Regions from separate parts of the Mus musculus genome. Here regions 1, 2, 4, 5, 6 and 7 are each linked to region 3. A link is a loop called in an ENCODE intact Hi-C map of the cell type or tissue named here. Cell type or tissue: heart. All regions are shown on one strand. Region 1 overlaps Mapre3 (microtubule-associated protein, RP/EB family, member 3). Region 2 overlaps Dnajc5g (DnaJ heat shock protein family (Hsp40) member C5 gamma). Region 3 overlaps Gm46907 (a long non-coding RNA gene). Region 4 overlaps Cgref1 (cell growth regulator with EF hand domain 1). Region 5 holds the start of Emilin1 (elastin microfibril interfacer 1). Region 6 holds the start of Khk (ketohexokinase). Region 7 overlaps Khk (ketohexokinase).

Region 1 (4,000 bases), 58 kb before region 3:
GGTGAGAGAATGGGGGACAGACAGACAATGGGGGCCAGGCAGAGTCTGTGTGGTCTAACTAGGCTGCAGGAGGGAGTGGCTAGGAAGCCTGGGGCAGTGCTGGGTGTTGGTGCTGAGGCAGGGGCTTGGTGGGGGAGCCCAGTGCCTGGAGGTCATGTCTACTCTCGCATGCTCCCTGGACCCAGAGCACTGCCTCCTCAGCTTCCCTTCCCTTTCCTCATATCAGCCTTTCCCTCATCTACTGAGAGAGAAGTCAAAAGACAAAATAAATAAGAATGGGTGAGTCCTGTCCCAGTCTCGGCTCTAGGGAAGGGGAGCCAAGCCAGAAAGACTACCCCAAGCCCTGCTGTCAGCCCTGGAAAAGAACAGGTAAAGTGCAAGGGCAATCCAGTAAGTAAAAATATACCAATGACTTTGTCAAATATACAGCTGCTGGCTGCCAGGGAGCAGGTGGCTGGCTTGTGGGGTACAGCGGCACCCTGGAAAGTGTTGGCCAACACAGCATAGAGACAACGGAAATAAATAGGAGTGGGGAGTGGACAGGGGTCCTGGACGTCCCCTGGGCCAGTGCCACTCGGGGGACCCAGACAGGGCCTCGTCCTCTCACCTGCCCAAGCCTCCCCCACCACCCTGAACCCCACTCGTCCGGCTCCCTAATGCTGTGGCACTGACACAAAGCACCCAGCTGGCTGACTGGCTGAAAGGAAAGGACTATAATGTGGGGTGGGCATAGTTGGGGTGGGCAGAGTGGAGGTGGGCAGGGAAGCTGTGGTCAGCCAGGGCTGGCGCCTCCCTCAGTACTCGTCCTGGTCTTCCTGTTGGTGTTCTTCAATCTCATCATCCTCAGGGGGTGCAAATCCCTCCTGGAGGAGGGAGAGAGAGATGGTAAGGCAGCTGGCCAAGGGGAAGGATCAGGTTCACACTCAGCCTAGAAACAAGGCATGAGTGGCCACCAGTTCAGGAGCTCTAGCTTGCTCTCGAGTCTCAGCAGAGCAGTGGGAGGGAGGTGAAGAGAGGGCTCACCTCCGTGGCATAGAGAATGCCAATGATGCCCGAGATGACGGGGCTGTTCTCGCTCTCATGTTCCTGGCAGATCAGCTCGATGTCTCGCAATTTGCTGAAATAGAAATCTCGTTCTTTCTCAAGCCCGTCTACGGTCAGCTTCAAGTCCAGCAGCTGCGCAGGCACAAGGAAATGTTGATGCCAGATGTTCCTGCCGTCCTCTCGTCCCCATGTCAAGTCCCCTTTCCCAGGCCACTTACCTGCTGGTTAAGCTCGAGGATCTGGGCGTCAGCCTCATGGCCACCGTTTCGGGCTGAGGGGGGATTCTTCCGGAGGATGCAGGGCGGAGCCACGTTGCTGAGTCGTCCAGAGGTCTGCATGTTCTTGGGGCCTGTGGGGGACGTCCTCTGCGGAACTGTCCAGAGGACAAGAGTCAGATGAAGTGACACAGCACGTGACAGCCTGGTGTGAGAACCATGCAACAGGCAGGCACTCTCCCTCAGGAAGAGCATCTACATGGAGGGAGGCCTCCAGCCTTGGCCGCACGCACGTGACACGACAGCCACTGGACAGCCCTTTGGCAAGCCTGGGAGAGTAAGTGCCACAGGAAGCTAAGGGAAAGGTGCTTTCAGCACTGGGACCTGAAGAGAGCTAGCCTGAGGGAGGGGCGCAGACACTGGGAAGGTGAATTTGATGAAGTGGAGCTAGGGGTGGTTCAGGGCCTTCTGTCCTGACAGAGGAGACCCAGGAGAGCAGTTGATGAGTCTGTCCTAGCAGAAGCCAAAGCCACCCTCAGTGAGACTCAGCCCCACCCCACCAGCTCTCTCTCTCAGTTTGGGCTCTGTTTCCCTCTGCTGGGCTGGACCTGTATCTTCCTCAGTGGAGGAGGACTCAGGCTCCTCCCTAGCACAGCCTGCATGCTGTGGCTACTTGCTCTTTAGCCATTGCACTTCCTAGACAGCAGCTGCTTCTAAAGCAAAGCAAGCAGTTCCGTGGGGACAGGCCCAGGCAGGACAGCAGCGCAAACAGAGGAGGTGGCTCTGCTATGACGGGTCAGATGCGGGTGGGGCTGCTCCCTTCTTCCTTGCCACAATCCTGCTGTCACCACAAGCCTTACTCCTTCTCTGATTGCCCCTAGCAACCCAGCAAGGTACCAGCTTTTGGAATAGAGGAAGGCAGATCAAGCTTGGCAAACTCCTGCTTTGGGTATCCAGTGGGCAGGCATACAGGGTCTTGGGCACTGGCTCCAGGCGTGCAGCCCAATAGATCTGGATAGAGGAGCCATGCCCCATCCAGCTTGAGGCAGACAAGCTAGCTCGTGTTATTCAACAGCCTCCTGGGTCTCGGCAAGCTGCTGCCATGACTGGTGCAGGTGGCTCTCCTCCTAGAGCAACGTTTGACGCCCTCTCACCCCCAAACGGGATTCCCCATCTAGGTAAGCAGCAGGCGATGTCATCTGAACTCCGTGATAACAGTCTCCTCCGGGCTGGCAGGGCTGGGCCGGTGGCCCAGGGGGCACTCCTGGCTGGATAGCCCTGCCGGCCCAGCCCCCCAAACTCCCTCCACCAGCTTGGGCGTGTTACCTGCTGTGCCAATGAGTTTCTTGGATTTGTTGAAGATCTGATCACCTGGGTTAGGAGGTGGTGCTACGTCCTGGCCCTGCCGCGCCAGCAGAGGGTTGTAATCCTTTCCATCATAGTTTGCGTCAAAGAATTTCTTAAACCACTGTATAAACTCAAAATTATCTTGGAATTTTCCTTTCACTAACTTCTCTACGGGAATGATCTGAAATAGACCACATAAGCAGACCATTTTACCCACCTGCTGTGTAGGACTGCCTTCCGCTGTGAGCACAGCAAAGTCAGCCCCTGGGCCTCAGCATCGTCTACTTTCTCCACCTGCACCCCCTCCCATAGCACCAAAGTAGACAAGCAGGCTGGCAGCCCCACCAGGGACTCAGGGACATTCCTTCCCTACAGGCCCGGGAAAATATTGTGTGGGAGGTGACCTCCCCTGTATGTGAACTGGAAGCTGAGGATGCACATGGGCAGGAGAGTAAACTGATATGTAGCAGGAGTGATATATATCTATATGCAACCTCAGTATCAGGAGTGGGACGGGTCTGCAGAGGAGAAAGGGAAGGGAGTACTTTTGCAGTGGGACATTAGGGCTTGAGTGTATTCACAGTATCTTGAGCTGTGTGTACAGCCTTCCCTTTGGGGTGTCAGGGGTAGAAAGACATGTGACAGAATGAAACAAGGAGGCCTTGTCACCCTGGCTGGTGGGTCATCTTCTTCCCCAGGGAAACACAACTCCTCGGGGACCCCAGGGGTACAGACACCTACTTTGTCAACACCCATCTTCTTGAAAGCTGCTTGCAGCACCTTGAAGTTGTGGATGTACTCGTGTTCTAGTTTGGCCTGGAACTTGACCTTCCTCAAGTGAACACAGCCAGGGAAGAGCATGTCCATGAACTGGCAGTAGGCTGCCCCTGTGAAGATGCACAGCTGATGCAGGTACACCTACCACCCTGGACCCCTGCTGGCCCACTTTCCAAAGCCTGGTCCTAGAGTTAGGGCCAGCCCAACTGTGATACTACATATGATTAAATTCCCCTTGCCTTTACAAGACGAACTGTGATTACTCTTCATGTATTTACCTTTTGGTGGTGCTAAAGAGGAAACCCAGGGCCCTGGAAATACGGAGCAGGTACTTCACCACTGAGCTAAATGTCCATCCCCCAAATGAAAAATTAGTGATCCCATTCCAAACACTGACAGACAGGTGATGGCAACTGTGTGGATTGGAAAACTGACACCCACAAGGGCTACAGCAGAGAACAGGGAGCTGGGACCCAGAGTGGCTTCATGGGACCCCATGTTGTTAACTCGTGTCTTTACTGTCTGTCCTGGCTCTTACCCATTTCTCCAGCCTCCGTTCCCTGAATCCAGCTCTAAGCAGTGTAATATCATGGCTCACCCTCTTCCTGTTAGTTACA
Region 2 (4,000 bases), 300 kb before region 3:
TCAGTGGTTGGGAGAGCCTGCTGCTCAGTCATAAGGACAGGAGTTCAAATCCCAGCACTCACACCCATCTATAATCCCAACTCCAAAAGACTCAGCGCCCTCCACAGGCTCACAGACACATGTGCGTATACATTTACTCTGACAAATGTGTGCAGATGCACACACAAACACATAAATAAAAACACAAAAAGAGTTATGAGAAATGGATCTGGCTAGAAAGAGTCTGCGTGTTGTAAAGTTATTTGCACCCCAGCAAATGGGTGTGCAGAGAAATCACGGGGCACTGACAAAGCCACCCCCACGGGCTCTGGGGACCACTGACTCCTAGCTCCACAGTGATGGACACTATGGACCATGCCAGCCTTATCTCAGGTATGAGTGATAGTCATTGGTCTCTTTTTCTATCCCACACACCACTTGTCTTTTTGGGGTCCCACACACACTGGAATTGGACAAAGCTCTTTTTTATTATTGACATTCCTTAGCCTTTTTCCCAGTGAATAGAGAGAGGTTTGATGGTTCCTGGGCCCTGATACCACATAGTAAGAAAGAAACAATAAAGCGGGATACAGAGAGGATGCTAAGCCAACAGCTTCGAGAGGCTAAATGAGGTCTCCTTCATACAGTCTGTCCCATCACATTTCATGTCTGTGTTAAGAAATAAGATCTAAGGGGATCACTCTGTGTGAAGTAACATGAGGGACAGAGGCAGTAAGATTGGAGCATGGACTGCAGCCTGTCCACAGGACCACGGCTAATAATGGGTTTAAGGATGGAGCTGAAGTTCAAGGGTCGCCACAAACACAAGTTTCCCAAGCTGTCTTATAAATGGGGTGTTGGTGCCAGTGGTGTAGGAACCAGAAGATGGTGAGACCAGTCTTCCAAAGGTGTTGCAAAGAAATGAAGCTGGTGCTAAAAGTTCTTGGTACACAGTGTTCCAACGAAGGAGGACTAATTGGTGCAACAGCTCCTGGGATGGGAGCCACCTTGTTTGGTGATCAGGATCCTGGTGAACTTGTTAGTAAGTGCTCAGGGGCCTACTGGACATTGACCCAGGTACCCACTGGAGAAAGCTGCACCCACTCAGCAAACAGCTGCCAACACGTCTTGAGAGCGCATGTGGATAAAGACAGGAATGGAGTCAGAGCTAAACAGAAAAGCAGCTGGAAGGTTCTTTGGGGACAGGCTTTGTGTCACTGTGGAGGGCAGAGATGTCCTTACGAGGATGGGTGTCATCATAGCTTCTGAAGCAGCAGGGATTTCTTTTAAGAACAGGAGTCAAATCTGGGTGAGTGTAGAGACAGGGCTACTTTCTTCCTTCTTCAATGTATCCAGTGGGCTGAGTGTCGGGGACTCTTGCTGGGCCAGCACCTAATGGTAGAAACAGTTGGGACTTTATTAGGAGTAATCACCAATAGCCAAAAGCACATTCCCTCTGTGTAGGCAGCTGGGGTTGATGCTAAAAGAATACAGATTTTCCAATAATGACCCATCTGAAGTACTACCTATGCTTTAAATATATATGCACACACATATAACATGTATATATCATATGTATAATATATGTGTATTATATGTAATATACACGCATGTGTGTGTGTATGAGTGCACACTCCTGTGTCACAGCATGCGTGCAGAGATCAGAGGACAATCTACAGGAGTCAGTTCTCTGCCTTCATGTGGGTCCCAGAGGTCTAACTCAGATAGTCTGGCTTGGTGGCATCACCTTTACCAGCTGAGCCATCTCACTGGCCTCTCTCATCCTTTACCCACTGCTACTTCTCCATTTACATACCCCATTCCTCTTCACGTTTCCTTAATTATTGTCACGTCTTAATCCTCTGCTTCAATATCTTGTGTTCCTGTGGTGGAATTATAGCATGCTTATGTAAATATAACCATGCACACGTTTTTTTTTGTTTGTTTTTGTTTTCAATCTACAAACCCTTACCTTGCAGTTACTCATTAGCAGCACCAGATGGCACTGGTGTGACCCTCAGCCAACATAGTCTTTTTAAACTTTTAACTATGTGGGGCAGAAACAATCTAAAACAATGCATTCTGTGCTGGGGGCGTGTTGGCACACGCCTTTAATCCCAGCACTTGGGAGGCAGAGGCAGGCGGATTTCTGAGTTCGAGGCCAGCCTGGTCTACAGAGTGAGTTCCAGGACAGCCAGGGCTACACAGAGAAACCCTGTCTCGAAAACAAAACAACAACAACAACAAACCAAAAACAAAAAAACAAAAAATAAAGCAATGCATTCCTCCTGCCCGAGTCCCCCACCCGTCAGCCCGCAGGTTGGGAATGAACTCCAGGGCCTTTCACGTGCTAGGCAAATGCTCTGCTCCTAGATCATCCTTCTATTTGCAATAAGCTGCACCTGCAAACTTGCCTTCAGCGATTTCCTTTGAAAGACTGTGCTTCCCCAGTTCCTTCATAGGAAAAGCCCTCGCTACACTGAAATGTCAGTCTGTAGCATAAGGAACATCGGCTACCTTCTCCGTCTCTCTTCACCTCCAATGAAACACTCAAGACACTCACATGTTGGGGTTAACTGCTCGGTTCACACGGGTCTTTCTCACAGCCCCTCTCTCCACTCTACCTTACCATTCCTTACTGAGACCTGACCCCCAATCCCTGTCTCTGTTCCTCACTTGATCTTGAAGGCTGAGAAGAAACATTCATTTGGCGATTCTCTTCCTCTTCCTCGGCTGATGGATTAAGTCTACCACAGCATAAACAGCAGCAGCAGCAACAACAACAACCAGTGAGCAAGCAACAAAGGATAACAAGTGTCTACAAGAGAGGAGAGAAGAGGCCTTGGTCCCCTGTTCTTTTTGTAGTTCCATGCAGATCCCCCTCTCTCTGTCCTCACATCTAGAAAGGGAGGACAGACACAATTGTCTTGAGAGGAGGGCAGCCTTCCTTCCTTACTCTATAGACACAGACACTATCTTACTATATAGCCCAGGCTACCCATTGCCTCCCAAGAGCTGGGCTCAGAGGTCTGTGTCACCACAGCTGGGTCAATTTTATTTTATATTCTGCCTACATGTATGTTGTGCATCATGTGCAAGCCTGATAGCTGCAGAAGCCAGAAGGCAGCTCTGGATCCCCTGGGACTGGAGGTATAGATAGTAGTGAGCTGTCATGTGGGTAATGGGATCAAACCCAGGTAGGTCCTCTATGGGAGCAGTAGATGCTCCCCACCTGAGTCATCTCTCTAGCCCCTCCAATTCCTTTCTTAATAAGAAGTACAATGTACCTTGAACCAACAACTGTTCACTATAAAATAGAATCGGACACCTTCTTCACCAAAATGGTCATACAGGTATAATCCTAGTGAGCCGTGCCGGTCATAGATCTTCTTTTTTGTAGGGTCGGTGAGTATGGCATGGGCTGTGTTGATCTCTTTGAAGATTTCTGCTGCTAAAGGGTTATCTGGATTCTTGTCTGGATGATATTGCAAGGCCAGTTTCCTATCCAGACAATAGTCAAAAGGACAGTGGGGAGGGCTACAGGAAGCAACTGAGGCAAGAAGATTAGGATGAACTGCAGGTCTGGGTCTTTAGATAATGCAAGGGATACAGGAGATGGGGATACAAGATGCAGGCAAGGTCTACATTTCTTCTCAAGTCACACTGAAGGAGGGGTGGCCTCCTTCGGCCCCAAGATAAAATCGTCTTGGGATTTAAAAAAAAAGGGGGGGGACTTGGGGCTGGAGAGATGGCTCAGAGGTTAAGAGCACTGACTGCTCTTCCAGAGGTTCTGAGTTCAATTCCCAACAACCACATGGTGGCTCACAACCATCTGTAATGGGACCCAATACCCTCTTCTGGTGTTTCTGAAGACAATGATGGTGTACTCAGATATATAAAATAAATACATAAATCTTTAAAAATAAATAGAGTTTGAAGATGTTAAAGGTAGTGGGGGGTATAGATACCAGGGGTGAATAAAGGGCATTGAACCTGTAGGCTTTTTTGATGTCTGCAGTCT
Region 3 (4,000 bases):
GAAATGAAGTTTGTTCACATTTTTGTTTGTTGCCTGATAGTTGACACTCTGCCATGACACTTAGACATTTTCCATTCATTGTACCTTGTCCCATGGATGTGACCTCGAACACTGGATGTTCCCCAGGGTTCCCACCTCCACCACTCATCTGACGAACCCCATTCATCTTGTAAAATGGAAACCTTGTCCTTCCCCAACAGTAACTCCCCTGGTTCTAGACTACATTCTGCCCGTTCTCCTCTCCACACTGTTCCCTGAATGGCCTCGTCTTTCCTGGTAATTTCTGAATCTATGTGCCTCCACCCACGATGGTTCTCCCACTTCTTAGACCTTCAAGGCAGTTCTGTCATCAAGGCTCAGTGTCCTTAAGGGAAGTAAATTCTCCCTCCCTCCCCACCCACCCACACCCAGTCTACCTTCCTACTGTAGTTATGGTGTAACTCTTCTCCCCCAACGCCCAGGGTGCTTTTCTATTAAAATCAGTTCTATTCTGAAATGTCAGTCACATGTTTGTGTCCATCTGATCTCTCTCACCATGATCATCTCTGACCCAGAATATTGAATTGTCTCACACCTGCCTGCCTTGTCAGACTCTCCATTTCTGATCCACCCCAGCATCACTGCCTTAGGGCTCTTTCTACAGGGTGAAGCCTGTCACATGACACCAGGCTTTAAATCCTCATGGCTTTTCTCCACAAAGTGGCTTATGAGAAAGTTATATAATTACATAGGGTGGAAGAGCTATAGAATGGATACATTTTCCAGGTTTTTGTTTTGTTTAGGGAGTAAGAACAACAATATCTTTTGCTTATTTGTTTGTTCGTTTCAAGACAGGTGTGTAAAAAAACCTGGAACTCTCTGTGCAGGACCAGGCTGTCCTTGAACTCAGAGCTGTGCCTGACTCTGCTTCCTGAGTGCTGGGATTAAAGGCATGTGCCACCACTGCTAATGATATCTTTTACACTGAAATGACTGGACATGTGAAGTAGATATAAAACCATGTGATTTTGAAAGTAAGACTTGTCTTAGTTAGGATTTCCATTGCTGTAAAGAGACACCATGACCAAGACAATTCTTATCAAGGACAATATTTAAAAGGGGCTGGCTTACAGGTTTAGAGGTTCAGTCCAGTATCATCATAGTAGAAAGGATGGCAGTGTCCAGGCAGGCAGGGCACTGGAGGAGCTGAGAGTTCTACATCTTGTACTGAAGGCAAACAGGAGAGCATTGTCTTTCAGGCAGGCAGGAGGAGGGTCTCAGAGCCTAACCCCACAGTGCCCACTTCCTCCAGCAAGGCCACACCTGCTAATATTGCCACACCTTGGGCCAAGCAGACAGTGCTCCTTGGGCATCTGTAAGTGTGGTAGAAGTTTCCATTCATATCAGAGGCCCAGAAGTGTTAATAGTTCACCTAAGCAAACCCACATGGCTAGTGAACATCAGAAGTAGGTTCTGTCTGGGAGGTGATGCTGCAAAGAAGTGGGTTCTGAACTACAGCCTGCGTCCAATCCACACCCCCTCTGTCCCATGCGTGCCGTGCCTTCTGACTGCCACCATTTGTCAAGGTGTCTTTTCCTCAACTCACTTCTAGATATAGGCACTGTCCTTGGCTCACTTTTGGACTAGCTAATGCAGGTCTAGGACGTGATATATGGGCAATTATTAAATGGATGGTGGAAGGATCAGTAAGCCTGCCAGACATAAACTGCTACATGAATATATAACATCTTTATTGAATGCGGATTTCTGGTCCTTCTTTTCTTTTTAGCATAGTATACCACAAACACTTTTTTTGACATAGTTATTTATATGTGAAGTTTAAATTTAAGTGGCTGTCCTGTTTTATTTATTTGAAGATTAGTGTGAAAGACTCAACTCTCATAAGAGAGTTCCAGTTATGAGAAAAATGACTGTGGTCCCTCATCCATGTGCTGGTTGCTTGCTTTAAGCCATTCTGGGGTTCAGGGCCAAGCATAGAAACATGTTGTTTTTCCTTGAGTCTTACCTGGTCACTTCATGGTGGCCTGTGTGTGGCTTAGGCCAATGTAGTCACTGATGAGTTTACGTCGCCATCTGGTGGTCATTCTGGGTAGTGCTATGAATGGAGTCCACCCTACTCAACCTGGAAAAGCCCTGGTAGACCAGGAGGGTCTGGCTAAGGATGGACAGGGATGGCGCAAGGGAAGACACACCTTTCTGGCAGCTGCTGCTGTAGCTAAGGATGAAGGCATGCCAAAGGAGGTTAACTTGGAGTGCTTTCCTCTCCCAGAATCCTCTGCTTCTCCAGTCGATCTTTCCATTCTCCAAGGCATGAAGATTCTCCTCGACTCTCATTTCTCCCTTTTTGATATTATGTGTGTGTGTGTGTGTGTGTGTGTGTGTGTGTGTGTGTGTGTGTAATGTGTGTGCTTTCGATATCATATGTATGGATCCAATACTTAATCAAAGCTCTAAAAATGTACCTTGATGCTTTTTTTTTTTTTCTAAAAATTTGTAGCTCTAGCTCTTAGATTTACATTTTTGACCCATTTTGGATGCGTTTTCCAGATTGTGAGGCAAATTCCAATTCCAATTTGTTTTGCATGTGGATATCTATGTGTCTAAACACAATTTGTTGAGAATACTGGTTTTAACTTTTTCTCCACTGAATTATCTTGAAATTGCTATTGTTAGGGTCAGAGTCTGGGCCTTTGCAGCTCTAACAAGCAAGGCTGGGCCACCATCCTGCACAGGCAAATAATAGTAACAGACAGAAAAAGATTCATACTGCATGTCCCTTGGGAGAACCGGTAAGGAGGGTCAATGGTATGCCCAAGCCCATGGTCTGAGTACTGACATGAGGTTAAGTAGAGAGCAAGAGGTGTGCTTCACTGCACATTTCTGGACAAGATGTGGCTCTGGCCCTCACTGACCCAATGCTGACTGCTGCCGTTGGCTCTCAGTCTGTCCTGAGTCAATGCCAGCATAGTGCAGACTCCTTCCAGAAGACAAGTCCCCCTCTGGGTGATGTAAAGGTCTCCAGCTTTAACTTCCCCAGCATGAGACTGGTCAGGGAAACATATGCTCCTTAGAGGCCATTGTTTTAGCAGACTGCTAGCTGCAGGGGACTGCATGTGCGTGTACGTGTGTGTGTGTGTGTGTGTGTGTGTGTGTGTGTGCTCCCTTATCTTCATGCCTGCCATGTGTTTTCGGGGTTTGGATAAGGTCTGAGTGTGTTTCCCAAAGTCTGTTGAGTTGGTTGGAGGGGTGGGTGTGGAGGGATATTTGAGAGGGAGGCCTACTGAGAGGTGTTGAGCTGTCTGGGGCTCCGTCTTCATGACTAGATTCATGATGGTTTCACCAGCTCCTTAAGGTTTTCCTGACTTTACTCTTCTGAGTCCTCTGTTGTTCCACATGAATTTTAAAGCCAGCTCTCCACCTTTACAGCTGGAATTCTGCTGCGGGTTATGCAGAATCTATGGCTCCATTTGAGGGACTATGGCCACCTTAATGATATGAAGTCATCTGATTCATGACCATGGAATTCTCTTTCATTTATTTAGGTTTTTTAAACATTTCCAACAGTTCCATGTGTTTCAGAGCACAATTGTACCTGTATCAATAAACACTTTATAGTTTATAAGTTTAAAAATATTTACTTTACCTGTATGTGTGCACAACTGTATGTGCATATCTGTAGGCAACCATTGTAGGGTGTCATATTCCCTCAACCTGCTGTCCCATGTGGTTTCAAGCTGCCCCACTGGGGCTGGGGACTGAATCTGGGTCCTCTCTGAGAGAAGCCAGTGCCACTGGGTCATCTTTCCAGCCCTCACCTTCTTCTTTTTGATGCTACTCTGACTGGAATTGCTTTCTTAATTTCACTTTTGAATTGGACAAGTCTCATTCTACACCAGAAGGAAAGGACCTTGCATGCACCCTTCACACAGATATGTGCTTCTACGCTGTATGTAAGGTCCCGTGTGTGCACACATTGCTGAAAAAGTTCTCCCTCCATGGT
Region 4 (4,000 bases), 140 kb before region 3:
CTGAAATGAGAAGCCGTTTGACATAAGCCTCCAAAGACCCCTGCAACATCGTGAAGCATCTGCTGGCCCTAGATTAACCTAGATTATCTCACTGTACCATCCCTAAGACCCTAGGAAACCTCGTTATCTTAAAAATGAAGACCCTAGGGCCAAGGGAGGTTAAGACACCTGCCAAGACCACATAACAGTGCAGAGTCAGAGGCTGACCAATGGTCCAACCTCAAGGCCAAAGTCTCCTCCTGTGAGCTAGGGCAAAGGCTTAAAGAAATTGAAGGCAGAAGGTCATTGTGGAAGAGTGTGTGTGTGTGTGGTGTGTGTGTGTGTGTGTGTGTCTGACTCGAATAACTTCGCTGAGCTATATGACAACTGTTAACGAGCAGGTACAGAAGTTTTCAGGTATTTATTACGGTAGTTATGTTTATGCATGTTATAATTATGGAAAATGGCTAGGACCATTTTTATTTTATTAGCAGTTGTTCAATGGCCATGCTATTTCTGTTACAAAAGCTCTTACAAGTGCTTAACTTGATGTGAGTATGGGTAAGTCATATTACACACATCCCGTGGAAGTTTGGCTTAAACAATGGCAAGAAGCATCGAGAAAACTAAATTAGACTCCAAGTGCCCATGCAGTGCCTTTAATTTTTGAGGTAATTAATTAAATAAATAAAATTCAGACTGCAACTGAATGCTAAGGTTATCAGGAAGGTCCATCCTGAAGGTGAAACGGGTTTGGAAAAAAACAAACAAACAAACAAAAAAACAAAAAACAACAAAAACAAAAAAACAAAAAACAAACCCTGAGACTATTAAGTAAGAAAACCTAGTGAGCTGCCATTGGAAGCAGTGCTGGAGCACTGGAGGGTGAGACAGAGATGACACCATACCTGAACGCATGGGTGAGGACATGGGTGTGTGACGGTGAGAAAAACAAAGAGCCACCAAATGTCTTGGAGTTGCTGGGCGTGGTGGTGCATCCCTGTAATTCTAGTACTTGGGTCATGAGTTCAGGGTTATCCTCAGCTACATGATAAGTTGGAGGCCAGCCTGGGATACATGAGACCCTGTGAGATTTTTAATTAATTAATTAATTAATCCAATAATTAGTTGAGACAGGGTCTCTCTAGTCCTCAGTGTTCTGGAACTTGTTTTGTAGGCTAGGCTGGCCTGGAACTCAAGAGATCCACCTGTTTCTGCCATCCAAGTATTGGGAATAAAGGCATGTGTTTACTGTTTTTATTTTGAGTGTGTGTGTGTGTGTGTGTGTGTGTGTGTGTGTGTGTGTGGCCTGCATGTATGTCTGTGTATCACTTGTATACAGTGCCCTCAAAAGGACATAGGAGGACAGAAGAGGGCCTCCGGTCCTCTGGAACTGGAGTTACAGATGGAGGTTAGCTAACATATGGGTACTGGGAACTGAAACAATGAATAGATTTTGAGCCCCATTGTTTTTTTAAAAAAAGATTTTGAAGGAACCAGCAAAATGGGTTGAGGTACTTGCAAACAAGTCTGGGGACCCAAGTTCAAACCTGATATCCCACAAGGTGGCAGGAGAGAGCCAATTCCCAAGAGTTGTCCTCTGACCTCCACAGGTGCACCCTGGCACACACTGGCCTACACTTAAGCACACATAAACTCAACAATAAAGTAAACAATTAAAAACTGTTTCTGAAGCAATGGAGTTCTATCAAAGGGATGCTTATATGATGTGTGTATAAAGACAGTACCTCAGGCTACGACAACACACACACAAACACACACACACAGAAGGAATTCACTATCCGCTGCTTCTGGGTTCTGTCCACTATACACACTAAATAGTTACCTATGTAAAGGACTCACAGGACAGAGGACAGTGACTGATTCACATAGGGAGGGTTCAGAATCATCATTGATTTCTAGATCCCAGAGCAGAAGTAGTTGATAGTTTCAAGACAGCTACAGCAGGACAACAGACAGCAAGGCCTGGGTGGCTAAGTAGGTTCACTCTTACAAAGCCAGCTCTTGCATGGCTGGCATTTGGAGTATTAAGATCACTTAACAGGCCACTCAAAACCTAGTGGTTTGGATGCAAAGATAGAGGAGAGCCTGAGTTCCCACCGCACCCCAGGTCTTCAGAAGGGCTCCAGATATGATGGATGTTCTCCCACTAGTGCTTGCAGATGGTCTCAAGTTGCCCAGCCCCAGGCTCGCTGCAGCTGCACGTGCAGAGCAGGATGAAGGCAGCGCCAGCCTTGTCTCGCTCCTCCTCGGCAGACTAGATGATCATATTGATGCTTTAGTACCAGCTGGGCGATGGGAGTCCTCTATAGGTTAAAAAGCAGTATCATGCAGAATCGTGCTCCTGGGATTGCAGCAGGGCAGGAGACCATACAGGGAGACACCGTTTCGTCAAGACAACCAGAGCTAGGTGTGGAGGTGCATGAGTTGAATGCCTGTTCTTGGGAGCCTGAGACAAGAGGATTTCAGTGAGTCGGAGCTACGTGAGTTCAAAGCTAGCCTGTGCTACACAGCAAGACCTTGTTTCATAAAACCACCAAAACAAAACAACTTAGTAGCTTCAGATGATAACCTTAGCTTTTCTCATGGATGCTGTACACTAGGCAGGGCAGTGGAGACCAGCTTTCTTCTATTCTACTGTTGGTTAGGACAGCTGGAAGGCTCACAGTTGGAGGATATTCTCACACTTGTCTGCCTTGGGGGCTAGGGAGGGGTTTTTTTTTTTTTTGTTTCATTTTGTTTTTGTTTTTATTTTTGATTTGGTTTTGGTTTTGGTTTTTGAGACACAGAGAGACTGAGATACTACCTGGACCTGGCAGTTTTCTCAGCTATCCTAGTCACCTGGAAGCCAGCCACTAAGTCCAAACATGTAAGAGGAGGTGACTTAGACTCCAGGGTTAGTGGGAAGGAAAGTAAGAACAAACAGTAGACATGGGCCAGCAAGATGGATGGCAAAGGCCTTTGGCCGGTGTTTGATCCCCTAGACCTAACTGGTGGAAGGAAAGAACTGATTTCTGAAAGTGGTCCTCTGACCTCCACTGAGGCACACATGCCCACAGACAGATGGACACATGCATGCACGTGCATACACACATTTATACACACACCACCAACAACAACAACAATGCCAACAACAAAATAAGCAACTGTTTTGGGGACCCCTGCAGTCAGCCTAATGAGGGAATGGATTAGTGGGTGAGGGGACTTCCTGCTGTTTCAAAACTGCCACCCGTTTGTCATCAGAGCTCTTCTAAAAAGCAGCCTCAGAGGCTAGTCTAGATTACAAGTGTTGACAGCTAGCTCTGAGGGATTTAAATTACGTGAGTCTCAGGAACAGACAGGAGGAAAGGACTGACTTGAACGACTCAGGTGGGAAGGCCAGGAGGGAAGATGTGTGTGAAGCCACCACAGAGCAACCAAGACAACTTCTGGAAGGCAAGCACCTCATCTCATTTAGCTACAACTGTGGCCCCAGGGAAGTGCTCTGTCAACCTGCATTGCAGATGGAGACCTGAGACAGGGAAAGCACACAGCCAGTGAGAGGCAGGGCCTTCAGTTAGGGTCCTCACACTCCACCTTTGAGTTCTCCTCCTTTTCCTAGCAGTTCTGTATTTCTGTGTTCCTTTCTTCCTCTCAGTCAGGATCTTACAGCATTGCCTAGGTTGGCCTTGAACTCACAACCTCAAACCCCACCCCATCCCCGCCCCTCTGAAGAGCTGGGATTATAGGTATGTGCCTCTGCACTTGGCTTCTGTTTATCTGTCTCTTATTTAAATATGTGTCTCTTTTCCTGATTATATAATTTTGTAATCCTTAAGGAGAAAAAGTAGTTTGATCTCATACCTTCAGCTGATTGATAACTAAGAACTTAAACAGTAAAGAGATGCACTGGAGAGATGGCGCAACAATTCATGGGACCTGTTGTTGCTCTTGCAGAGGACCTAAAATCAGTTTTCAGCGTCCACATCAGTGGTTTTCAAGCTGTGGGTGTGATCCTTTG
Region 5 (4,000 bases), 110 kb before region 3:
GCCCAGCTGCTCCTCCAAGCTCAGAACCTCTGCGTCCACTTAGCACTGTCAGTGAGCCAGTCACTACATCTAGCCTCCGCTCCAGCTCAGACACTCGTCGACCCAGCTCTGGGGGGCAGCATTCCTGAGGGGGTCTCCTGGCCATGGCAGGTCCCACAAGCTGTTGCTGCCGCTCCTCCATAGAGGACATTAGCTTCTCCAGGGTTCGCAGCCGCTCCCTATCCTCTTGCTGCTGCTGGCGGAAGCCATCCAGCCCCGTCAGGCACACTGAGCAAGACTCTTGCAGCTGCCGTTCCAGCTGCCTTAACAGTTCTTCACTGGGGCCAGAAGGAACTGGGACAGGGCCTGAGGCCCTGCCACCTCCACCAGGGCCTCCATTATGATGGTTGTTAAGGTGGCCCAGCTCCTGGTCATGAGTGGAGACACGGTTGTCCAGGAGCTGCAGCTGCTGCTGGATCTCACTGAGGGTTTCATGCACGCCCGGGCGGGCAGCTGCATCTGCTGGCTGCTGCCTTCCATTAAAGACTGTGTCCACAGCTCGCTGTACATCTTCTGCTAGGCGCCCATTCATCCCCTGCAGGACACCCCGAAGGCCTTGCAGCTCTTTGGTCAGACTCTTCACCTGCCGCTCTAGCTGCTGCACCTTCTCTGACTCAACAGGACCTGAAGAGAGAGAAAGGCGGATGACTGAGCAGCTGGATCTCAGAGCTCAGATTCTATGGCCCAGTCTCTGCCTACTCCAACTCCAGCAAGAGTCAAGGGTCAGAAGGCTCTCCTTTGGATGATTTGGGCAAAAGGGAGTGGAGGGAAGGAAGGAAGGAAGGAAGGAAGGAAGGAAGGAAGGAAGGAAGGAAGGAAATACCATTCACTGAATGTCCTTGGGCCAGATTTGGACCACAGCTCTTAAAACTTTTCTATTGGGCAGATACTTTTGCCATTTGATGGCACAGGAAACGGGGAACCAGAGAAATTAGGCAAGTAGTTCCAGAGAATGCGTTTAACAAGTGGCCATGTCAAATTTCAAACTTAGATCACCCGGCCACCCAACTTGTCCCCAGGACCTCTTGACTTCTTGGAAACCATTTCCTTATCTGGAAAATTCGATTGACACTATGTGTCCTGCCTTTTAGGGCTGTCAAACAGTTTAAAATGGAAATGTGGGAAAGTACTTCACATGCCACTGTTGCAATGACTGGGCCCTTCCCTAAACCACCAGAGGGACAAACAAGAGGCTCTTGCAGCAAGCCTGCTGGGGTGCTGGCTGGCCAGCCAGTTTACCAGAAGTTCCTGTTTCCATAATTATAGTTCAGTTATCTCTTTGGCAGGAAAGGACCACGCATCCGGTGTGCCTAGCCTAACTCATACACATAGGAGGAAAGAACACAACAGAGGCGATTGCATTCTGGGACCTGCAGTCTCCAGGGGCCTGGGAGGGGGTTGGGACCTGTAGTCCGGTGCAATGCATGCTAGGATTTGTAGTCTTAACTATCTTCCCTGCAGACAGAGATTCTCAAAGGAATTCCCCACGCTTCTCCCACAGCTGTTCCCGACTACGAAGGACCTTGGCCACTAGAGGGAGTATGTGAACAAATTGTCTCTATGCCTTCTTGTCTTATCCAGATCTTAAGTTTTCAGGTCTTTCAATCAGTCTCCCCCAAGCTCTGCCCTGCCCCCCACCCGGCCCCCAGACACACTCAAATCACACAAGCATGCAAACATTCGAAGTTTCAGGGACGTCATTACCTCTGTTATAACCACCTTCCCCCCAAGTTTAGAGCATAGAGGTTTCCCTCCCTCCACAGCTGGGCCCCACATTTTCCACCCAGGATTCCCCCATGCCTAGCAACATGCAGGCTCACCTTCTCCTCCCAGTCCACTGAGATGGCTGCCGGCACTGGAGCCAGACAGGTTGGGGCGCACAGGCCTGGGCCGGGGAAGTGGTGTGGAGGGTGCTGGGCCCAGAACGGAAGCAGGGCCCTCTCCACAGTCATCGCCCCCATAACCCTGACAGCACCTCCACTCCATGTCTGTCACTGTCTTGTAAGCCACCCGATAGCGAGGGCGAAGAAAGCTCCGGTACCTGGCCAGAGGAAAGGAAGGTTTTGTATTCTCTCAGTGCAGCTGGTTGTCTTGTGCTTCAGGCTGGGTCTACCTCTCTAGCCAGTGTGTGGTCCTGCTCAGTTAACAGCTATCTGCTTTTTAGTTAAGGGCTAAATCCTGGTTTTTTCTTTCCCTGTGCTGGAACCCTAAGCTAATCTCTTTAAGACTGACCTGTGTCAGCAGAAGTCCCAAAGGTTGGGGACAAGGGGAGAATGCCTGTGGCAGCTCACCAGCCAAGCTAGGACCCGGCTGTCTTCTCAAAATGGTTCTGACTGAAATCCTGTCCTTCCCCCTGCTCCCTCCTTTGCACAGACCCCCTAGATGGCCACCAGCTGTCTGCCCTTGCCCGGATCCCAGTAAGCACCCAATCCCCTAAGTTGGGGCCTCACATGATACTTCGGGAACAGTGGGGCTGGCCCCAGCCACAGGGTTGATAGTCTGGCTTGACAATGGTCTCCACTCCATCCTCAAGGACGCAGCTCACTGTCCGAGTCACCACGTAGGCACACCAGTTCCTGTAGGCACAACCCTACCTGGGCCAAAGGACCAAAGACACAAGCCCCAGTGGGCCCGGAGGTTGAAGGAGGGTCAAAAGATGAAGGGGGCCTTAAGGACCCATTGAAAGTTAGGGTTTTTGCAGGGGCAGCACCCACTCCCCTCTCCTACACAGACACACACACACACACAGACACACACAGACAAACACACACTTTGTGTCACTATGGCAGATAAAGACTTTTCAAGACAGGAAAAACATAATGATAAAAACACACACAGAGAAGTCAGCCCTTCTGACTGTGGGGCCCCAGGGTACCCTAGAATTCACAGTCCCTGTGTACTTCTTTGGGCCTATCTCAAGCCCCAGCTGAGTAAGCTGGGTTCCTGTACATGACCCCCTGCTCATGGTGCCTCCACCCAGCCTTCAAAGAGGAGAGCGGGGCAGGCCAGTGTCCAAATGTCCGACCTATGCTTAAGTAGAGAATAAGCCACTGATGGGCTCTGTCCCCTTGGGGCTTGCGGTGCTGCACTCTTGACCCCATTCACACTGGCTTCTAGTCTGTGAGCTGCTGTAGAGCCAGAGGGAACAGAGCAGGAGGAGTGTCAGAATTATACATTAGTGGATGGGGCCAAGGAAGCCCTAGAGGAGGAGAAAGGTCTGCCTGATCCAGAGCTGGCTGGTACACAGCTGGCAGCTGGCAGGAAGGATAGTCCATACCCCTTGGTGTAGTGTCCCTGGGCACCCAACTACAGACCTCCTTAGGGAAGAGGCGAGAGTTGATCCCCCTTAGGCTACCGAAGCCCTGGAAAAAGTTCCACCGGAAGGTGCATATGGGTAGGCCATTGATGGATGGGTGTTCACGCTGTCCTCTTCATTGTGTTAAGCCTGTTGCCCACCTTCTAAAGGCTTTCCCAACCACAGCCTTCAGCCCTGGATGGAATACAGACTCTTACCTGTGGCGGCTGGCAGGCCGTGGTGAGTTCTGGGCCTGGGGTCCCCCAGGACTCAGGGCCCCAGTGCCTCCTGTGTAGAGGCTGTAACCTCGAGGAGGGTAGCTGGCAGCTTCCGTGGCTATGGTCAGCAGACAGCAGAGATAGCAGCTCCAGAGGGCTCTGGGGGCCATGGTGAAATGTTCCTTGCTGCCCTTAGAGGCACATCTTGGTCTGACCAATAATGCCTATACCGCACTTCCAGGGGATGCCGCTGCTTCAGGGGACAGTACTCCGCCGAGCCAGTTCTGTCCCTAGCTTCCTGCCTGCAGCCCCCAGCTGCACGCCTCCTCCTTGGCTGCTGGGCCTGACCCCTTCTCCCCCTCCTCTTTCCTCCTCAGGCTCCTGTCTGTCCCTCCCTCAGTTCCTTCCGCTCTCCTCTTCTGTACTTCTGAGGGGAGTCTGTTCTCTG
Region 6 (4,000 bases), 120 kb before region 3:
GAGGAAACACTCGTACATAAAATAAATAAATCATCCCAGCACCCACGTGGCAGCTCATACCTGTCTGTAACTCCAGGTCCAGGTGATCGGACATCCTCACACAGACACAGACATAATGCAGGCAAAACACCAATGCTCATAAAATAAAAAATTGGAGCACTTGTTGCTCTTGCCAAGGACCCAGATTCAACTCCCACACCCACATCGTGGCTCACAACATCTGTAACTCTAGTTCCAGGGGATCCCATGCCCTCTTCTGACGTCTTCAAGCATCAGGGCTGCATGTGGTACACACACACACTCATACACATAAAAATAATAAAATAAATGAATCTTTTAAGAGAGAGAGAGACAGACACACACACACACACACAGACATACCCTGTGCTCCTGTACCACTGTCTCTGTGCTCCTGGCAAGGGCTCTAACCTCAAAAAGAGTAACTGAAAGCAAAGGGTAAACCCCCCAAGATGGGCAGCAACCGACACGGAATACATCAGGGCGGGAGGTAGAGCCACCCACTAAACGTGGGGACATACATGAGCTATGATCATGCTCTGATGCTTGCTACGAATGTGGCTTGATAAGTGCTACTCCACTCCTCCAAATCTCCTGCTTCCTCAGCTAAGGAAAGGGTCTTTCACAGTTCCCAGGGAGCCTGCAACAGTACTCTGTGGACCCAAAGCCCAAAGAGCACCCAGTCCCCCACCCCAACCGCGACCCCGACCCCGACCCTGTGAGTTCAATGCTGTCAGCGTGCTAGTGTCTTGCCAGGGGTCAACCTTGAACTTCCTTTTAACTAATATCCAAGATACAACATTCATTGTTCAGGGTGCTAGACCACGCCAAGAGAAAGCCGGTGCGCCACCCCACAGAATGCCTTCACGGCACAGCAGCACATTGGAGTGGCCTTTATCAAGAGCAAAGATAAGAGCCATCAAAGGACACTTTAACTTCTACCAGACAATTGAGAATGTTCTGAGAACATCCACTAAGATGTTTACCCACCTTTGTAAAGACCCCTCTTGGCACTTAGCTCCAGGAGAAAGCCTGCTGTGGCTCAGGAGCCAAGTTTCTCCCTGTCTGACCCAGAGAGCCTCCAGCTTTGCTTACACTGCCGGCCAGTCCTTGAGCTAGGCAAGGCTCAAACGCCAGGGCCAGGCTTTTAAATGTGAGTAGTTTAACATCACATACCACTCACTGCTAGCGACCTGGTGTTTTATTTTAGCTGTAAGCGGTAAATTAGAAGTGCATAGGCTAGGAGTTGGGAGACCTGGGGGTTTGGGGTGAGGAAAATTTGTCTGGCACCTTATCAGGTGTGTGAGGGCTCAGGAGGGAAAAAAATCATTACAGCCCTCTCTGTAAACTGAGGATTTTGATGATCGGCAGATTGAAATGGTAAACAGCCAACAACACACTAGTGAAAGCCTGGGTTTTGATTCAGGCATACGTTTGCACTCTTGTTAATTCTGGAGGCTAAAGGAGTTTAGGCCAGCTTGGGCTACAAAGCAAGACTCCGAAAACAAAACAACACACCCCCTGGGTCTTGGTTTTAAAGGTCTCCAGTCTCATGTCTTCATTCTCACAGAGTACCCCTTAGGGACCCGGGACAGAGAACGCCAAGCTGAACTCAGGCCTCACCACATGGAGACAGAGGGCTATCCCTGGTTTAGCAGCCGATTAGCAGTGACACGCAAAAAGACAGGACCACAGCGGCCCTGGGATCTCCGAGGGGCTTGGGCGCCCCTACCTGCGATCCGTGTCTTCCTCTGGGTATTTGTCCACCACATTGATGATGTCCAGCACCACCAGCCCCACGCACAGGATCTGCTTCTCTTCCATGAGGCTGCTCCCCAAGCTTCCTACCCGCAAGCAGAGGGGGTTCCTGCTGGGCTCTGCCTCTTATCTACTGGAGGACCGTGTCCCAACTTCTCACTGGCTACCTTGGCTCCTCCTCTGCGTGCAGAACTCCTCCCGCAGGGAGCTTTCTGCTTTGCAAGGGTGGGTTACCTAGCCCGGCCAATGGCAGGCCCTCTCACTTTTCCGCCTCAGCTGTCAAAGCGAAAGCGCACTAGTAATGCATCGCCTTTCCGATCCCTCTGCGCCTGCTGCAGACCCTGGACCACCCGGACTAGCACAGTCTGGCAACAGAAACTTCGCCTTCGCAGGCGGAGCACAGAAGCAAGCGTTCTCTCCCTCGCCCCGCCAAGGTGGCCCACCCGGCCGAGGCCCCGCCCCCCCCCCCCGCGCCAGATTAACGGTGTCACGTGACGGGGAACGCTGCCAGCCTTCGCAGTGGTTCTGGCCTAGCGCCCCCTAGCGGCCGCTGTGGGGACCGGTGGCCGTGACCCTGAGTCCGCAGGTGCCCTTAGTAGGGAGCACACCCAAAGATCACCAGCCTAGGTTCCCTCCGTAGAACTCTGTTTCCTCCTGTCCTGTCCCTTAACTACCCCCAAACATGTACTAGAGCAGAATAGCTATGTTTTGTAGAAAAAAAAAAAGTGTCTTTATTCCTGAATAGTTTAGTACGGTGGTGTGGACTGGGGAGAGCCCTGGAGGGTAGGTTCCTCTTCCGCAGCTTGGGTCCCGGAGAGGGCTCTGGTGGGGACGGCAATGAGGCCAAAGGTCAAGAGGAGATGCCTCGGTCCCATAGACCACGCAGTCACAACGTACGGAGTGACCGATTTGGATGCCTGAACCGCAGCGGGACGTGGTCGCCAGACTTGCCCTTGCCTTGGTGGGTAGCCACCATCCAGGTGGCTCTGCGGCCCCTGTAGATAAGTTTGGTGGTCGGGTCCACCCTGTCTACACCTGTTCAAGCTCTGTGTCCTCGTAGAGCAGGGCTCCGCTGAAGATGGTGAGCGGCTCCTCGGAGTGTGCCAGCTGCCCCATGACCAGGTCGATGCAGACAGTGTCTCCGACCTGCAGTGGCAGAATGAGGCTGAAGACGCCCAGAGCGCCTGGGCTGGGCTGACTTTCGGCCACAGGCTTATTCTCCAGTCCCTCGGGTTCATAGCCTCCCGAGTCTATGCGGGCCACGCCCAGGTTGGAGCGTGACAATACTGCTTCCACTTTCTCATGCCGGTGCCCAGTAAGTACAGCGCTCAGCAAATAGCGTCCAGCCAGTGGTGCAGTGAATACACCTGGAGACAAGGATGACAGTCAGGAGGGGAGACGCTGGCTGGGACAAGGAAGGTCTCTCGGAGAGTGGGTACAGCACTCCTGGCTGTGGAGTGGCCCACCCGTCCTTTCCCTGCTATTCCACTAACTGTACACTGTAGGAATCCCCTGCTGCATCTCCAGCAGTTGCTGCAGAGTGTGTGCTGGAGTCTGTCCCAGTAAAGATCCGTGTGGTGTGGATGTCTCCTCCCCTCCCCCACTCTCTCTTTGCCTAACTGTGGTGTGAGTGCATGGAAAGAATAGAGGTCTTTGTAATTACAAGTGAAAAGCTGTACTTGTCTGCAGAGGTGTGAAGGAGGCATTAGTACTGCTCAGCTTCACCCGTTACCTCACTAGGCCACCCGTCGGCCTTTTAGTTACCTGTCTCTGGGTCATAGTAGCCTCCATCATTGAGCAAGACTCTGTCGAAGGGGACTGTGCCAGGTTCTGACCGTGGCAAACTCAGGGCAGCTGAAAATGCTACCCTAGGCACAGGGGCTGCTGGTGCTCCCTCCGCTCCTGAATAGAGATAGTGTTAGCATGGATGCTCATAAATAAACTCCAGTCCCCATCCCTGCTGCCCAGGCTGCCTGAGGACTATAGTCTTCCAGGCCCAAGCTCCTGGCCCCTTCCAGAGTCTAACGACTTACCCTGCTCCCCTTGAGGACCTGTTGGAAGAAAGGGACCACAGTGAATAGGACATCTCTCACCATGCCCTCACCCAACATCTGCTCTCTTGCACTGCTCTGGGTGTTAGGTGTGGAATGTGATGCCAAGAAAAGCGTAAGTGGGCTCCAGTCTGGGCAGATGCTAGACCACAGCCTCAGCCAGGAGCTCCTCA
Region 7 (4,000 bases), 120 kb before region 3:
ATCTCTGGGGGCACAGTGGCAGCGTTCTGTGTCAGGTTACATTTGTGGTCGAAGTACCAATTTCACTAAAGATAACCTCTGGGGGCTTTTAGGTTCCTGGGAAACCCATGGAAAAAGGTAGTTTGAGCAGAGACCCATAAACCCAGAAAGCAGGCTCCTTGACCACCACAGCTAACACAGTCTGCATGGCTCAAAGAGTCTGGAGGGCTTTTTTTCTCTGGCTGTCTGTTCTCCCTGACCTGGATGAAACTCCTCTGATGACAGCTGACAGGAGGTGGGAGCACAGCTGACAGGAGGTGGGAGCACGCCAGCTGCTTTGGACTGCATGCCCTCCCCGCTGGGTTAGTGGGTGAGGCTATTTAAAGAATGAAGAAGGAGGAAGAGAAAAGTTGCTGGAGTGTAGTGTCAGAACCTCAGTTCCAACCAGAGCAGGGTGAAGATCCACGAGGGCGAATGAGCCAGGCCTGGGATCCCAGCACAGGGAGGCTGAAACAGGAGCGTTTCAAGTTCATGATCAACCTTAAGCTTCACGACCAGACCCTATCTCGAACAGAAAACCAATAAAAAAACAAACAAACAAACAAACAAAACCCCACTCAGACAGACAGACAGACAAAGCTGGCTCAGGGGAAGATTTATTTGCTCCAGGTATCTGCAGAGAGGAGATAGGTATACAGAGACGCAGACACAGACAGAGGCTGTCCCACATCCCACACCTGCCGGGGAATGGCAGCTGGATGCTAAGCTGGAGGAAGTAGAGAAGGCAGTGGCAGGCATGGTGCCAGCCTCTGAGGTATCGAGCTGGTGCCGCTTGCCTCTCACACAATGCCATCAAACCCCTGCAAGCCACACTTCTTGCCAGCCACCTGGCACCCGAATCTCAGGGCCTCTTGCATGCTGTTTCCTGGAGAAAGGACAAATAGCAGGCTCAGCCTGGTGTTTGGGAGCATGACAGGCCCAGCCCTGCCCTGGCTGCATGGTGATGACCTCACCCTTCGAGAGGCTGAAGATGACAGAGGCATTGAAGGTGTCTCCAGCCCCAAGAGTGTCTACTACTCGGGGCGGTGGGAAGGCATCTGAGTGGAGCAGCTGACCATCGGGGCCCAGGGCATCGGCACCCTCCTCAGCCCAGGCACAGACAAGCGTAGCCCTGTAAGACTCACACAGATCGGCGCTAGTCCCCGTCATCCCCCAGACCCCTCAGACCCTTTCTTGGCTTCCCAACTCACCCTTTCTTCACTCGACTGTACAAGCCCCTCAGGGCCTCCACTGCTGACTGGAACCCCAGGTGCTTGGCCACATCTTTGCTGACAAACACCTGTAGGCAGTGAAAGAGACTGGTAGTCACCTCTAATTGCTACTCACTACCAACAACCTGGTGTTGACTCCAGGTTATAGCACAACTCCTCCAACTCAGTCACGTAAGTCCCTAGTGTGGCTTCTTGCTGACCCACAGGTACGCGTTTTATGTTTGCTTAAGTTGTGCCAAAATACAGCCTTGGGAACTGTGATACTGTAGCCCTGGTATTTTCATTCTGGCATGAGGGAATTCAAAACCCAGAAAGAGCCTAGAGCGCCATCTTGGGGTGAAGTCAAGCCAGACTGACTCTCAAGAGTGAGCTGTGTTTCATCTGTTCCCCACACAGCCCAGCCCTGCAGAGTGGGTTCATCTGTAAAACAAGGCTCTCTCCACAGTGGCTTCAAGACAGAGTCCCTAGAATAGTTCTGGGGGAATGGGGATCAGTCTGCCATATTTTTTAATTGGGCAACAAGGCCAACAAACTACATCTGGACACTGTCCAACCAGCTTTAGCAGTGATACCCTTTACACTCTGGCCTAAGTTTTCCTTGTACGAGTCTCCTTCCCATCCTCCTCTCATTGCTACTGGCCCTCACAACATGCCATCTAAGTGGGAAAAACTGGTAACTCGGAGAGCAGTCATTCCTTCTTTTGCAGAGGGAAAGACTAAAGCAGACAAACAAGGGACGCCCATAGCTGTCTGAGCCCTGTCCGCCGTACACCTGTGGATTCACCTGAGCGGGAAAAGTCTACTTCTGGGTCACCTCCAGCCTCCCAGCTGTGGTCTTCTGGGAGCTGCTAGGCTGTCACTCAGAGGCTGGTAGGCAGGACTAGGGTCCTCTCTAGCTCTAAGATTCAATTAGCTAGAGATAGGCAGGAGGAGCTGCAGGACACTTACCACCTCACCATAGCTAAACAACTGGAAGAGCTCCTCACGGGGCTTCTCTATCTCCACCGACACCCGGACCTTCTGTGGCAGAGGCTGCTTGGCATTGTGCTCCTCTATCCGCTGCAGCATCTTCACCTGTTCCGATGCATTCCGGCCCTGGGGCAGGACAGGGCAGCTCAGAGCCTAGCTGATAAAGAGTTCATTCCTTCCTCCCTGATGGACCTCTGGGTGAGCAGGGAGAGGGATTGGAGGAAGCTGGGCTGGAGCACTATTGCAGCTACATAATTCTAGGACTGTCATGGACCTTGGAGACCTTATTGGCCAAATTTTTCATTTCCCAAATGAGACTGAAGAATAAAAGATGCTGGACATACATGCCTGTGAACAAAGCACTTGAGAGGCTGAAGCAGGAAGATTGTGAATTCTGGGCTAGCCTGGGCTACATAGTAAAACACTAGAAAGGCGGGACAGAAAAAGAAGCAAAAAAGAAAAAGGCTGGGTGTGGAGGCACACTCCTCTAATCCCAGAACTTGGGAGACTGAATCAGTCAGATTTCTGTAAGTTCAAGGCCAGCCTGGTCTACATAGCCAGACCATGTGTCAAACAAAGAGCAAGCAAGCAAACAAACAAAACACACAGAGAGAACAAGAATGAGACAAAGAGGGAAAGAAGGACCAGGGAGGTGAGACGGGAAAGGAGAGGAAAAGTGAAGAAGAGATGGAGAGGGAGAGGGACACAACCTGAAGACTAAGTCAAATGATGAGACAAGGAGTGGATGCCTGCACTTCTTAAGATTTCCTCTCATCTTGATCCCAAAACTTCTCCCTTGGAAAGAAAGTTCTAATTCCCTCCAGACCCTCTCCTTCCTGTCCTTCCTGTCCTGAGAAGTAAAAGAAGTCAGCAAAGGCAGATACCAGGAGGGAGGTAGCCTAACACAAAAATGGGGTCTTCTGCCCAGTGCTATCTGTGATTGTATGCCCCTGTATCTCTCTTTCTGGGCCTCAGTTTCCTCATAGGAAAACACAGGAGTGGAGAGGGATGGGGAGAGCTATTTAGTATCCCTACCATATTTCATGGTTCAAAGAAATTACAGAAGAGGCTGACCATGCAGAAGGGCCTGACAGGCTAAGCCCCTAGAAACACAGGTAGGGAAGGGCTTGCCTCAATGTGGATCCACTTGAACCGGGTCAGATCGACCTTCTCAAAGTCCTTAGCAGACACATCTGGCAGGTTCCTACATTACAAGACAGGAAGGGAAAAAAGGAGGTCAGCCAGTACCAGGTTCTCTGACAGCTAGGGACCCTGTATCTAGTAGTGATACCAGCAGCATGGCAGGAGGCTGGGGAGCACAGAGCTCTGAGCCCTACGGTGAGGTGAGCCTTGTCCTACTTTGCTTAGGTGTCCTTTTTTGTTGGTGGTGGTGTGTGTCCGTGTTAAATTATCCAAGGATAAACACAATTACAACATGTGACAAGAAGCCAGCCCCATGTTCCTTGGAAACCACGTCCTCCAGAATGAGTGTGTGAGACTACACTTCCCAGAAGGCCTCTTGCTGAGACTACACTTCCCAGAAGGCCCCTTGCTGGGAGCACACATCGAACTACAAAGCTTCTTTAGTTAGTCTCTTAGTTGGGAGCTTGCAACTGACAGAACACCCTACTGAGTCAGGCTCCCCACGTCATCCCTTAGGTCAAAACTGGCACTCTGAGGAAGAGTTTTTGTTTGGCTGGTCTAGGTGGCCTTGGCCACACAACATGTGTTTTTTCTGTAGTGCAGTAGAGTGCCTTCCATCCTCACCAGTGGCATGAGCG

The links. Peaks named below come from ENCODE experiments on the same cell type or tissue, not always from the same donor. Only the 100,000 strongest peaks of a DNase experiment are listed, where the experiment ranks them.
Region 1: it touches region 3 in a loop (2.5-fold over the local background); 28 of 42 quality-filtered maps call a loop at or near these places.
Region 2: it touches region 3 in a loop (2.6-fold over the local background); 2 of 42 quality-filtered maps call a loop at or near these places.
Region 4: a loop joins it to region 3, with 8 times the contacts of the local background. A loop is called at or near these places in 10 of 42 quality-filtered maps.
Region 5: a loop joins it to region 3, with 5 times the contacts of the local background. A loop is called at or near these places in 19 of 42 quality-filtered maps.
Region 6: a loop joins it to region 3, with 4 times the contacts of the local background. A loop is called at or near these places in 25 of 42 quality-filtered maps.
Region 7: it touches region 3 in a loop (4-fold over the local background); 16 of 42 quality-filtered maps call a loop at or near these places.

The regions. Positions count from the first base shown.
Region 1 is chr5:30,861,991-30,865,990 of GRCm38, reverse strand. It overlaps Mapre3 (microtubule-associated protein, RP/EB family, member 3), which reads right to left. Exons shown (of 6, transcript NM_001310516.1): 2 at 3,348-3,493; 3 at 2,631-2,787; 4 at 1,263-1,417; 5 at 1,024-1,176; 6 at 1-863. The coding sequence ends at 795. Among named protein-coding and RNA genes, the nearest start is that of Mapre3, 2.2 kb to the right of the region's middle. In heart, a CTCF peak has its summit at 1,847 (motif pointing left); DNase peaks (open chromatin) are centred at 1,470 and 1,930; H3K4me3 peaks cover 581 bases; H3K27ac peaks cover 872 bases.
Region 2 is chr5:31,108,975-31,112,974 of GRCm38, reverse strand. Dnajc5g (DnaJ heat shock protein family (Hsp40) member C5 gamma) reads right to left here. Exons shown (of 6, transcript NM_177677.3): 2 at 3,973-4,000; 3 at 3,267-3,480; 4 at 2,656-2,797; 5 at 1,796-1,862; 6 at 451-1,371. The coding sequence ends at 1,834. Among named protein-coding and RNA genes, the nearest start is that of Dnajc5g, 2.7 kb to the right of the region's middle. In heart, a CTCF peak has its summit at 1,967 (motif pointing right); no DNase peak of the experiment used is centred here.
Region 3 is chr5:30,804,384-30,808,383 of GRCm38, reverse strand. The region is part of intron 1 of Gm46907 (a long non-coding RNA gene); the gene reads left to right. Among named protein-coding and RNA genes, the nearest start is that of Gm46907, 8.4 kb to the left of the region's middle. In heart, no CTCF peak of the experiment used is centred here; a DNase peak (open chromatin) is centred at 2,093; H3K27me3 peaks cover 320 bases.
Region 4 is chr5:30,940,761-30,944,760 of GRCm38, reverse strand. All of the region lies in intron 1 of Cgref1 (cell growth regulator with EF hand domain 1), which reads left to right. Among named protein-coding and RNA genes, the nearest start is that of Cgref1, 2.7 kb to the left of the region's middle. In heart, a CTCF peak has its summit at 1,550 (motif pointing right); no DNase peak of the experiment used is centred here; H3K27me3 peaks cover 373 bases.
Region 5 is chr5:30,913,597-30,917,596 of GRCm38, reverse strand. Emilin1 (elastin microfibril interfacer 1) reads right to left here and starts at 3,811. Exons shown (of 8, transcript NM_133918.2): 1 at 3,553-3,811; 2 at 2,490-2,615; 3 at 1,860-2,080; 4 at 1-663. The coding sequence starts at 3,722. In heart, CTCF peaks have their summits at 1,253 and 1,537 (motif pointing right); DNase peaks (open chromatin) are centred at 26, 1,366, 1,886, 3,196 and 3 weaker places; H3K4me3 peaks cover 3,252 bases; H3K27ac peaks cover 4,000 bases.
Region 6 is chr5:30,919,758-30,923,757 of GRCm38, reverse strand. Emilin1 (elastin microfibril interfacer 1) reads right to left here. Exons shown (of 8, transcript NM_133918.2): 6 at 3,810-3,827; 7 at 3,541-3,678; 8 at 2,483-3,143. The coding sequence ends at 2,806. It overlaps Khk (ketohexokinase), which reads right to left and starts at 2,199. Exons shown (of 9, transcript NM_001310524.1): 1 at 1,751-2,199. The coding sequence starts at 1,842. In heart, CTCF peaks have their summits at 2,110 and 2,333 (motif pointing left); DNase peaks (open chromatin) are centred at 987, 1,967, 2,947 and 3,727; H3K4me3 peaks cover 2,667 bases; H3K27ac peaks cover 2,857 bases.
Region 7 is chr5:30,927,866-30,931,865 of GRCm38, reverse strand. Khk (ketohexokinase) reads right to left here. Exons shown (of 9, transcript NM_001310524.1): 5 at 3,351-3,423; 6 at 2,199-2,345; 7 at 1,230-1,318; 8 at 993-1,150; 9 at 618-904. The coding sequence ends at 819. Among named protein-coding and RNA genes, the nearest start is that of Khk, 8.3 kb to the right of the region's middle. In heart, a CTCF peak has its summit at 1,583 (motif pointing left); DNase peaks (open chromatin) are centred at 1,475 and 3,595; H3K4me3 peaks cover 455 bases.